Linked DNA regions of Homo sapiens: region 2 is linked to region 1. Evidence: read pairs that join two places in POLR2A ChIA-PET (ENCODE). Cell type or tissue: Panc1. All regions are shown on one strand. Links, peaks and the distances in the headings refer to the core of each region. The heading gives the core; the rest is flanking DNA.

Region 1 (6,027 bases), core at 609-5,608:
AAAAAAAAAAAAGAAATTACTCTTTTAGTTTTAGCTTCGTTGACAGGTAGAATGGTGATTAGACTATTATGGAGGAAGAAGTGTCTTACGGGGAAAATGAATCAGAATATCCAGTAGAAATATCAAGCAGGCAGTTAGAATATAATTTTGAATCTGAAAGAAAGATCAAGGATTAGGCTGGGTGCAGTGGCTCATGCCTGTAATCCCAACACTTTGGGAGGCCGAGGCAGGTGAATCACTTGAGGTCAGGAGTTCGAGACCAGCCTAGCCAACATGGTGAAACCCTGTCTCTACCAAAAATACAAAAAAAATTAACTGGGCATGGTGGTGCACATGTGTATTCCCAGCTACTTGGGAGGCTGAGACAGGAGAATTGCTTGAACCCAGGAGGCGGAGCTTGGAGTGAGCCAAGATGGTGCTACTGCACTCCAGCCTGGGCAACAGAGTGAGACTCCATCTCTAAATAAATAAATACATAAATACACAAATAAAATGAAGAGAGATCAAGGATTGAAACTAAGATTGGGGGTATAACTTTGTAGATGATAGGAAGCCATGGTTAAGTTTAAAAGAGGGCTATAGAGAGAAAAAAAGAAAGTCAAGGACAAAATTTTATGTAACACTTACATTAGAAGCAGTCCATGTTGCCAAAACTCTTTTATTTGTTAGATCAATTCACCATATGATGATTTGGCCAAATAGTAATAGGTTGTTTCTTTTAAGTATAAAACGTAGAGCAACTATTATTGGTTGGGATATCCACCCGTCTCCCCAATTGTTTTACAGCTTTTAAAGATTATAAGTTTTAGCTGACTTCTTTTCATTTTGTCTTGAGAAATGAGACTGCCTGTGCCAACTGTGGGGCCTGAGAATCAACACCACTTATGTCAACCTAACTTTTTGCTCTAGGAAATTTTTGCAAATCAGTTTATCTAAATAAACAGCTATCAGGACAAACATTTTGATTTTTAGGACAAACATTATGTTTATCTGGACAGATTGCTCATCAAGCCTGGCTTTTTGTGTCCATCCGTTTTAAACTAAGTCACAAACTTTGCCTAATCCTTACCCATTCGCCACTGTGGGGGGAGAAGCACCCACTTAAACTGGTGGCGTTTATATCCCAGAAACTTATGTATACTCTTGCCTAACATTCCTCTATTGAAATGCTACCAAAACCCTGTCAAGATGATCTCCCTTGCTGTAGTAAATGTAATACATGATTTGACAAATTTAATCAATTTGTTTGACCAGCAGGGTTTCTGGATGGGCTTTGTGGCCATTCAATAGTCCTCCCAGAATTTTAAGAACTATTTGATTTGTTTCTGTCCCAACTCCCTGCTATTGCAGCTGGAGGGAACTGGAGCAGAAAGAGGAAACCATTTACTTTGGGAAACACATGGTACAGCCTCTGCACTGCTGAGCTCAGAGAAGAGCATACTAAAGGGCTAAGATGAAAGAGACTGAGAGAAAAAGGTGGCGGTGGGGGGCAGAGAGCCATGTTGTAGGAAAAAGGTAACATATTGAAATATACCTGAAATCTTGCATAAAGCAAAATACAGTAGTCTCTCCTTATGTGCTGTTTTGTTTCGGCAGTTTCAGGTACCTGCAGTCAACCATGGTAAAAAAATATATATATATGTTAAATGGAAAATTCTAGGAAGAAACAATTCATAAATTTTAAATTATGCACCATTTTGAGTAGCATGATGAAATCTCATGCCACCCTGCCCTGTCTGCCCAGGATGTGAATTCTGCCTTCGTTCAGCATATCCATGCTGTCCATTTAGTAGCCTTCTTGGTTATCAGAGCTATTGTCGCAGGGCTACTGCATTCACATAACCCTGATATTACTTAACAATTGCACCAGAGCACAAGAGTACTGATGCTGGCATATTGTTACATGTATTTTTTATTTTTCCACCCAATCCTTGTAGATGTTGTTATAACTGTTCTATTTTATTGTTGTTGTTGTTCATCTCTTACTGTGCCTAATTTATATATTAAACTTTACCACAGGTATGTCTGCATAGTAAATGCAGGGTGTATATATAGGATTTAGGATTCAGTACTATCCATGATTTCAGGTGTCCACAGGGAGTCTTAGAATGTTTTTCCCATGGATAAAGGGGATCTGCTATATAACAGGAGTGATTGTCAGTCACTTCAAATGCTTTACTTTTCTCTAATCCCCTACTCACAGAGGTCATGTGCAAGAGGAACAAGAGCATTTTTATAAAGTTTACACAGACTTACCTTGTTTCCTTGCTTGACTGGTGTGGGTCACTGTAGGGGTACTTGGTGAGCAGTATCCTCAACCAAGTGGTAGTTATCTTTGTTATCTAGGGCAGGAGTTGGTAACCTTTCTGTGAAGGGCCAGAGAGTAATATTTTCAGCTTTGTAGGCTACACACCCTCTGACACAGTTACTCAGCTCTGCCATTGTAGAACACAAGCAGCCACAGACAACACATAAAGAAATGGCAGCAGCCTGAGGATGATAAGGGGTGTGAAACATCTGTTGAATACCTTGACTATCGGCTCATTGTTGAGCAACCTTTGCAGTAAAAGACCTATCATTGTCAGAGTGAAAGTGGTCTGCTTTGGGAGGCCGAGGCGGGTGGATCACGAGGTCAGGAGATCGAGACCATCCTGGCTAACATGGTGAAACCCTGTCTCTACTAAAAATACAAAAACTTAGCCGGGCATAGTGGCGGGCGCCTGTAGTCTCAGCTACTCAGGAGGCTGAGGCAGGAGAATGGTGTGAACCCAGGAGGCGGAGCTTGCAGTGAGCCGAGATCGCAGTGGTCTGGAAAACCAAAAACATAACACACTTTGATCAGTGTGGCTGGAGTTGGTTGATCAGACTGAAACCATGAAACCATAACCTGAAAAAATGTCAACAACTGTAACACATTAACAATAGCCCCAGGGGTGGTGTGTGTGTGCGTGTGTGTTTGTGTGTGTGTCAGTCAAAGGCAGTGTTCCAATAAAATTTGATTTCTTTCTTGTTTTTTGAGACGAGGTCTCACTCTGTTGCCCAGGCTGGAGTGCAGTGGCCCGATCTCAGCTCACTGCAACCTCTGCCTCCCAGGTTCAAGTGATTCTCCTGCCTCAGCCTCCCAAGTAGCTGGGATTACAGGCATGCACTACCACACCTGGCTAATTTTTTGTATTTTTAGTAGAGACAGGGTCTCACCAGCTTGGCCAGCCTGGTCTTGAGCTCCTGACTTCAGGTGATCTGCTTGCCTCAGCCTCCCAAAGTTCTGGGATTACAGGTGTGAGCCACCGTGCCAGGCGTAAAACTTGATTTCTGAAAACTAGCAGCTGGCTACATTTGTCCCACAGGTCATAGTTTGCTGACCCCTGATCCAGGTTTCAGTACAACAAGAGAATCCAGGTGGCTGAACCAGAATTAAGTTTGAATTTCCTAAGTTCCCTTTTGCCAGACTGCCACCCAGAGAGTGTACCAACCAGGCTGACTTGGAGTCATTGTTTGGAGAAAGAAAGCTGCATATCATGCCCAGGAATTGTCAGAGTGGAATCCCAGAATATCAGACTAAGTCTAGCAAACCCTCCCCTTTTCATCCTGATCATTATATAGGAGGTGGCTAGGAGACTATGAACCCTTTCAGGGTGCCTTTTTTGTGACCAAACTACCTTACTAAGATGCATGGACCAGGAGAGTGTGAAGGAGGTAGAGTCAGAAATTTCTTTTAGTGGATTTTTTAAAAGTCCGTTTTACTTCTTGTTGGAGCCAACACCCTAAGGATGATAAGGGGTGTGAAATATCCGTTGAATACCTTGACTTATTGGCTCATTGTTGAGCAACCTCTGCGCAGTAAAAGACATATCATTGTCAGAGTGAAAGTGGTCTGGAAAACCAAAAACATAACACATTTTGATCAGTGTGACTGGCGTTGGTTGAACAGACTGGAACAATGAAACCATAACCCGAAAAAATGTCAACAACTGTAACACATTAACAATAGCCCCAGGTGTGTGTGTGTGTGTGTGTGTGTGTGTGTGTGTGTGTGTGTGTGTCAAAGGCCTGATATAGTCAACTTGTCAGAAGTAAGAGGGACCACACACCATAAAATACGGTCTATTTCACTGAGACAAAACAGGCTGACTTTTGAAAGGAAGCACAAGACCAGCATGCAATGGTAGCGTCAGATACATGTAATCTTTACTCTGTTCCTAGGCCATGATGGCAGATAATGTTGCTATGTGCAGTGTGTTGTTACAGTGTGCAGACTGCTGATCCTGGCAGCAGTGGCAGCAGTCTGGATGGTGTATACTTGATTAGCAGCATCATTGCAGTCTATTCCATTAGAGAATGAGCCATTACCATGGACATCTGTCTGATTCTCTGCTGTGATTTGTTTTCACAGTTCACAGTCCTAAAGAGGAGTGTCTGTAATCCGCTAGTTTGTTTTCTTCCAAGTGGCAGACCAGGTAACATTGTCAACAGCCCAAGAGTCAGTAAAAATATAATATGCCTTGACCAAGGACGTGTTGTTTGTTGACTAAGGCAGATATTGGCAAACTTTGTAGGCTCCACCTGCAGTGTCACTTTAGCCTCTCTTCCCCACTGAAGACTTTACCCAGACCTCATCAGTTGCATTTGGTTGCCTTTTTCCCCTAAGGGATCAGAGACCAAGGAGCTTAATGTGTGCCCAAGTTATGAATTATAGCAACAGCCAACAGGAGACTGCTGTTCACCAGCTGGAAGTGTGGGGAATGCAGAGTGGCAGGGAGGTTGGCTCACAGGGAATGCTGAGGGTGTTGAGGATGATATTTCCCTCTTGCTGTCCACTCCTGTATTGATGCCACCCCAGTATTGATACCTGAGCATCAGATACCCAGCTTCCTCCCCTGGGTACCTCCCATTGAGCATCCAAACCCGGAAGTCCTTCTTTTTCTTCCCCAGTGGAAACCGCTACATTTTACTCCACGGTCCTTGATAATTTCGGCCACCCATATGCCCAGCACCCCATCATCCTCACCAATCAAATCAGACTGTCGCAGGAGCCAGATATATAAGCAGCTGGCTTTGCACTGTTAGGCAAGGCTCTGCATTCACTTTTGTTTTGAGAGACTGCTCACCTGTGGCTCAACCAAATAAATGAGGCTGGTCTCAAACTCCTGGACTCAAGAGATATTCCCACGTTGGCTTCCAAAGTGCTGGGATTATAGATATGAGCCACTACACTTGGCCTACAATTCTGCTACAATTTGACTTCTAAGTCTATACCCAGTTGAATTGAAACTGGGTACTCAAATACTTGTACATGAATGTTCATAGCAGCATTATTCACATTAGCCAAAGGTAGAAAAACCCAGACAGATGTCCATCAATTGATGAATCAATAAACAAAATGTGGTATATTTGTATAGTTGAATGTTATTCAGCTGTAAAAAGGAATGAAATACTGATACATACTACAATGTGGATAAACCTTGAAAACATGATGCTAATTGAAGGCAGCCAGACACAGAGGCCACATATTGTATAAATCCAGATAAATCAATAGTGACAGGAAGCAAATTGGTAGTTCTGAGGTATTACAACCCATAATTGGTATTTGTGAGAAAAAGGAGGAATGGGGATTGACTTTTTTTTTTTTTTTTGAGACAGAGTTTCACTCATGTTGTCCAGGCTGGAGTGCAGTGGCACGATCTCAGCTCACTGAAACCTCTTCCTCCATGGTTCAAGCGATTTTCCTGCCTCAGCCTCCCAAGTAGCTGGGATTACAGGCACCTGCCACCACACCCGGCTAATTTTGTATTTTTGGTAGAGATGGGGTTATACCATGTTGGTCAGGCTGGTCTCGAACTCCTGACCTCAGATGATCCACATGCCTCAGCTTCCCAAAGTACTGGGATTACAGGTGGGAGCCACCACACCCGGCAGGGACTGACTTCTTAATAGAGATAAGTTTTCTTTTGGGCTGGTGAAAATGTTTTAGAACTAGATACAGGTGGTAGTTGCACAACATTGTAAATGTACAAAATGCCACTGAAG
Region 2 (6,027 bases), core at 736-5,735, 650 kb before region 1:
AGCAAATAAAGTACAAAATAAATATCAATGACAAACATATTGGAATCAACTTCCCTAGCTGAATTTGGAGTGTGAGGAAAGATGATACTGCAATATACGTATTTTACATGTCTTAGGTCTCTCTTATGCTATCGAGGTAAAGCCAGCCATCTGAGACACGTTTTCTGTTTCTTTTTTCTTTTTTTTAAATTTAAATGAACTGTAGCCATTTGATGGCAGAAGTTTATCTGTGACTCAGAGAAACCACAAAATGTTTTATCACATCAGGGTCTGTGCTTCGTGTTCTTCTCAACTTTCTCTCGTCTTCCAAAACGATGGACATTAATCCAATTGTACATCTAACAACCGAGAAGAAAACACCCGCTGGATCTTGGGCAGTATCCTGTGTGTGGCTACAAAACTTCCACCCCAGATGTTCGTCCACAGGAGATGAAGACTAGGGGTGAGGAGGCTTGGAGAGACAGTGGAGAGGGGCGCACTGGGAGCTGGAATGTGGCTGCTCCTCAGGGAGAGCTGTGTCAGGACTGGAAAGGAGAAACAAGCACGTCAGCAAGAAACACATTTCAAAGGGCCAGGCACAATGGTAGGGGTTAGACGAGATATTTTTGCATAGATTTTGAGAACAAGAACAGAAATCTGCACAGTAAATGGTTTCCATCTAAAGCATGCCAAGATAATGGTAGCTTTTCAAAACAAGGCATAAAAAAGAAAAATGAAATGTATTAAGGAAATGATATATGCACTCTTCCCTCAAAGTCACTCTTCTCTTTTCTTGTTTTCCCTATTTTCTTGCCCCCAGCATTTTACAGAAGTTCTTCTCAATTTTTGCACGGTCTTGTTCTCCTAGGTCTCTGTGTTAGCTGTAAGATTTCATGAGATCAGTTCTTTTCAAACTTTAATATGCATGCAAATTACCTGGGGAGCTCAGTATAAAGGGCAGATTCGGATTCATTAGGTGTGGGGTGAGATCTGAGATTCTACATTTTTAATGAGCTCCCAGTGATGCTGATGGTACTGACAGGTTGACCAAGGCTTTGGAGTTTAGAGGATTCTATAGTTATCTGGTAGATCCAGATTCACTAGGATAAAGAATTTGCCTGTGGAAGTCTAATTTGCTCTAAGAATTCCCCCTACCTGCTTGGGCTTGGAGGTATAAGGAAGAGTTTTATATTTCACCCCCCCCCCCCTTTTTTTTTTAGATGGAGTCTCGTTGTTTTGCCCAGGCTGGTGTGCAGTGGCTCCATCTCAGCTCACTGCAGCCTCCGCCTCCCGAGTTCAAGCGATTCTCCTGCCTCAGCCTCCCGAGCAGCTGGGATTACATGCATGCACTACCATGCCCTGCCAATTTTTGTATTTTCAGTAGTGATGGGGTTTTGCTATGTTGGCCAGGCTGGTCTCGAACTCCTGACCTCTGGTGATCCACCTGCCTCGGCCTCCCCAAGTGTTGGGATTACAGGCGTGAGCCACCGAGCCCAGCCTAACATTTCCCATTTGTTAAGTGTATAATGTAACTTTCCAAACGACGCCTGTGATAGCCTCTAGTTTAAATGAACCTGTGCTCAGGCCTATCAGGGTCTGGATGAATAATCTTGAAGAATAAAGAAGCAAAATCATTGAGTTTCCTAGGGTAAAATGACAAAACACATTTGGGTTTGGGCCTTTTAAAATTTGACTAGCGGCCGGGCGCGGTGGCTCACACCTGTAATCCCAGCACTTTGGGAGGCCAAGGCAGGAGGATTATGAGGTCAAGAGATTGAGACCATCCTGGCCAACATGGTGAAACCCTGTCTCTACTAAAAATACAAAAAAAAAATTAGCTGGGTATGGTGGCGTGTGCCTGTAGTCCCAGCTATTCGGGAGGCTGAGGCAGGAGAATCACTTGAACATGGGAGGCAGAGGTTGCAGCGAGCCAAGATGGCGCCACTGTACTCCAGTTTGGCAACAGGGCGAGACTCCGTCTCAAAAAAAAAAAAAAAATGTGACTAGCAATGGGGGAATCACAACATGGAGATTTGTTTTTTTAATTAGAAAAGAGTATTTTTCTAAAACTCTGTTATATTCCCTTAAACTATGAAAGTCAGTACTATATAATTCATTTCTACCAGAAGTGATGTTTGAGAGAACAATTCAAGGCTCATTATTACTATTAATTTAAGCATAGCTTTTTAAAGCTAATTAAAATTAGCTTTAAATTTAATGGAGTTTAAAATGTAATGGAGTCATTAAAATTAGTATTAAATAATTTTTATCTTTGGTACTGAAATTATCCTCTACCTATATCTCTTGCATTTTAATACAAAATCATAATTATGGAAAATATCTGACTGGCTTGAGGTTATTCTTTCTTCCCAAACTCTTTGAAGTGCTGTAAATATAGTTTAAAAGAAGCTTTGCTGTTCTGTACTGGTTAAGACAAGCAGTGATAAAAATTGTTTTTCCTACCTATTTTTAAAATGTGGTATGTAAACATGGGAGAACTGGACCTTCAACAAAAAGCCTAAGAAAATAGCGCATAGTTTCATTTGTAAATTTTTTTGATATGGAATCTCACTGTCGCCCAGGCAGGAGTGCAGTGGCACGATCTCGGCTCACTGCAACCTCTGCCTCCTGGGTTCAAGCAATTCTCCTGCTTCAGCCTCCCGAGTAGCTGGGATTACAAGGGCCCACCACCGCGTCCGGCTAATTTTTTGTATTTTTAGTAGAGACGGACTTTCACCATTTTGGCCAGGCTGGTCTCGAACTCCTGACTTCAAGTGATCTGCCCACCTCGGCCTCTCAAAGTGCTGAGATTACACACACGAGCCACCGTGCCCGGCCTCATTTATAAATTGGAAAATAAGCCTGGGCGCGGTGGCGCACGCCTGTAATCCCAGCACTTCAGGAGGCCAAGGCGGGCGGATCATGAGCTCAGGAGATAGAGACCATCCTGGCCAACATGGTGAAACCCCGTCTCTACTAAAAATAATTAAAAAAAAAAATTAGCTGGGCGTGGTGGCGGGCGCCTGTAGTCCCAGCTACTCCGGAGGCTGAGGTAGGAGAATGGCGTGAACCCGGGAGGCGGAGCTTGCAGTGAGCCGAGATCGCGCCATTGCACTCCAGCCTGGACGACAGAGCGAGACTCCGTCTCAAAAAAAAAAAAAAAAAAAAAAAAAAGGAAAATAAATGAAGAAAATCTTAGGCCAAGCATAGTGGCTCACGCCTGCAATCCCAGCACTTTGGGAGGCCGAGGCAGGCGGATCACCTGTGGTTGGGAGTTCAAGACCATCCTGACCAACATGGAGAAACCCTGTCTCTACTAAAAATACAAAAAAAAAAAAAAAAAAAAAAAATTAGCCGGGCGTGGTGGCACATGCCTGTAATCCCAGCTACTCAGGAGGCTGAGGCAGGAGAATCGCTTGAACCCGGGAGGCAGACGTTGCGGTGAGCTGAGATCACGCCATTGCACTCCAGCCTGGGTAACAAGAGCAAAACTCCGTCTCAAAAAAAAAAAAAAAAGAAGAAAGAAAAGAAAATATTTAAAACAGAAAATAATGTATGGCAAGATTCACACTTGACCCTCCAAACAGAGTTTGACGGCCTGGTAAACAGCAGGTTATAGGCCAGACTTTCCCATCGACCTAACAGTTTTTCTGCAAATATGCATGACTTAGACTGCTGACTTCCACAGCACATATAGTAAAAAAAACTCCAATTTTACTATACGTGCTGTGGAAGTCAGCACCAGAACTAATTTCTTTTTAGGGAACTAAACATATTATGCAATGTGATTTATGGCAAGTAATGCAGAATCGTCACATTACACAAGAAAGATATGGCTTTTTTTTCTTTTCTTTTCTTTTCTTTTTTTTTTTGAGCAGAATCTCACTTTGTCGCCCAGGCTGGAGTGCAGTGGCACGATCCCAGCTCACTGCAACCTCTGCCTCCCAGGTTCAAGCAATTCTAGTGCCTCAGCCTCCTGAGTAGCTGGGATTACAGGCCTGCGCCACCACACCTGGCTAATTTTTGTATTTTTAGTAGAGACAGAGTTTCACCATGTTGCCCAGGCTGGTCTCGAACTCCTGACCTCAAGTGATCAGCCTGCCTCTGCTTCCCAAAGCGCAAGGATTACAGGCATGAGCCACTGTGTCCACCCAAGAAAGATATGTTTTTGAAGACCTTGTGTAATCCAATACTTTTTTTTTTTTTTGAGACAGTCTCAAACTGTCGCCCAGCCTGGAGTGCACTGGCGCGATCTTGGCTCACTGCCACCTCCACCTTCCGGGTTCAAGTGATTCTCCTGTCTCAGCCTCCCGAGTAGCTGGGACTACAGGCACATGCCACAACACCTGGCTAATTTTTTGTATTTTTTTTTTTTTAGTAGAGACGGGGTTTCACTGTGTTAGCCATGACAGTCTCGAACTCCTGACCTTGTGATCCACCCGCCTCAGCCTCCCAAAGTGTTGGGATTACAGGCGTGAGCCGCTGCACCTGGCCCCAATACTCTTTTTGATAAAGGAAGACAAATATTTCTTCCTGACCAGCTGAAGTGTGTAGCTATAGCTTAAATATGGGTTACAACTCACTTTGCCTAACACCTTGACATTACATCATTCGTGATGATTTAAATTTTTTTCATTCCTTTAGATAGATTTCTTACATAAAGTTATTATCTATAGTATTAATATTTTTAATTTGCATAAAATGCTGCAATCACATGGTGTATATTATGTGTAAATTAACCTGTAAGACACACATTCTTGGCTTACAGGTTAAGATACTATTTCTTGGATATAAATATTTGATAAATTATAATCATTTAAGGCATAGAATGAATTCAGTTTCAGTTGTGATTGCTAAATATTTTCAAGAGTCCACTTGTTATTCAACATTTACCATTGATTTTACTTTACATAGGTAGATCATGTTGTAAATGGCAAGTTTAGGAAGCTGTTACTAAGATATAAAATTGGATACATCTTCAGGAAGTTTCTTTTTTTTTCCCAAGTAGAAAACTACTTGATAGAAGGGAAGTGCTAAATACCAAACAACTCTATATATTTCAATATTATATCCAAGGCTATATACCTTGGGCATTCCTTTCATATTATAATACCTATTATCTATAAACAATTTTGATAATTTAGCTCTACAATGGAATTAGCCTGTAAAAAGTATACATGGAAAAGTTCTACTTTTTTTCTGTTTTTGGAGACAGGGTCCTCTTCTGCCACCCAGGCCGGAGCGCAGTGGCACAATCTCGGCTCACTGCTGCCTTGAACTCCTAGGCTGAAACGATCCTCCCACCGCAGCCTCCTGAGTAGCTGGGACTACAGATGCAGGCCACCATGCCTAATTCTTGTATTTTGTTTTAAAGGACAGGGTTTCACCAAGTTGCCTAGGCTGATCTAGAAATCCTGGGCTCAAGCAATCTTCCCACCTCAGCCTTCCAAAGTGCTGGGACTACAGAGGTGAGTCACCATGTCCGGCTGAAAAGTTCTACATTGTTAAAGGTGAGAAAATGCTCTTTTATTAAAAAATCATTCACCTTAAAAGCTGTTTGAATATATGTATAAACCGAGGGAAGTACAAAATAATTTTTTTTTTAAGATGGAGTCTCACTCTGTTGCCCAAGCTGGAGTTGTCCAAGCGTGATCTTGGTTCACTGCAACCTCCGCCTCCCTGTTCCAAGTGATTCTCCTGCCTCAGCCTCCTGAGGAGCTGGGATTACAGGTGCCTGCCACCATGCCTGGCTAATTTCTGTATTTTTAGTAGAGATGCCGTTTCACCATATTGGCCAGGCTGGTCTCGAACTCCTGACCTCAGGTGATCTGCCCACCTTGGCCTCCCAAAGTGCTGGGATTACAGGCATGAGCCACTGGGCCCAGCACTCAAAATCATTTTTCAAAATGAGAAACAGAACACCTGATGTGAAATAACTCAACATTCTTAGCACATCTTCTGTTTCTCATTAAACAAACATTCCTCTTCAGTTTGAGGGAAAAGGAATCATGGTGGGTGATTTACATACTCTGACTTTGCTCCTCACAG

Evidence for each region. ChIA-PET counts read pairs that join two places held together with the same protein. Peaks named below come from ENCODE experiments on the same cell type or tissue, not always from the same donor. Only the 100,000 strongest peaks of a DNase experiment are listed, where the experiment ranks them.
Region 2: POLR2A ChIA-PET joins it to region 1 with 10 read pairs; 2 of 35 experiments call an interaction of 5 or more read pairs at or near these places.

What each region holds. Positions count from the first base shown.
Region 1 is chr12:31,720,147-31,726,173 of GRCh38, reverse strand. The region is part of intron 1 of AMN1 (antagonist of mitotic exit network 1 homolog); the gene reads left to right. LOC105369722 (a long non-coding RNA gene) reads right to left here and starts at 2,385. Exons shown (of 3, transcript XR_931497.3): 1 at 2,257-2,385; 2 at 1,535-1,606. In Panc1, for the core only: no CTCF peak of the experiment used is centred there; no DNase peak of the experiment used is centred there; H3K27ac peaks cover 2,487 bases.
Region 2 is chr12:32,372,037-32,378,063 of GRCh38, reverse strand. BICD1 (BICD cargo adaptor 1) reads right to left here. Exons shown (of 10, transcript NM_001714.4): 10 at 1-524. The coding sequence ends at 437. Among named protein-coding and RNA genes, the nearest start is that of FGD4, 25 kb to the left of the region's middle. In Panc1, for the core only: no CTCF peak of the experiment used is centred there; no DNase peak of the experiment used is centred there.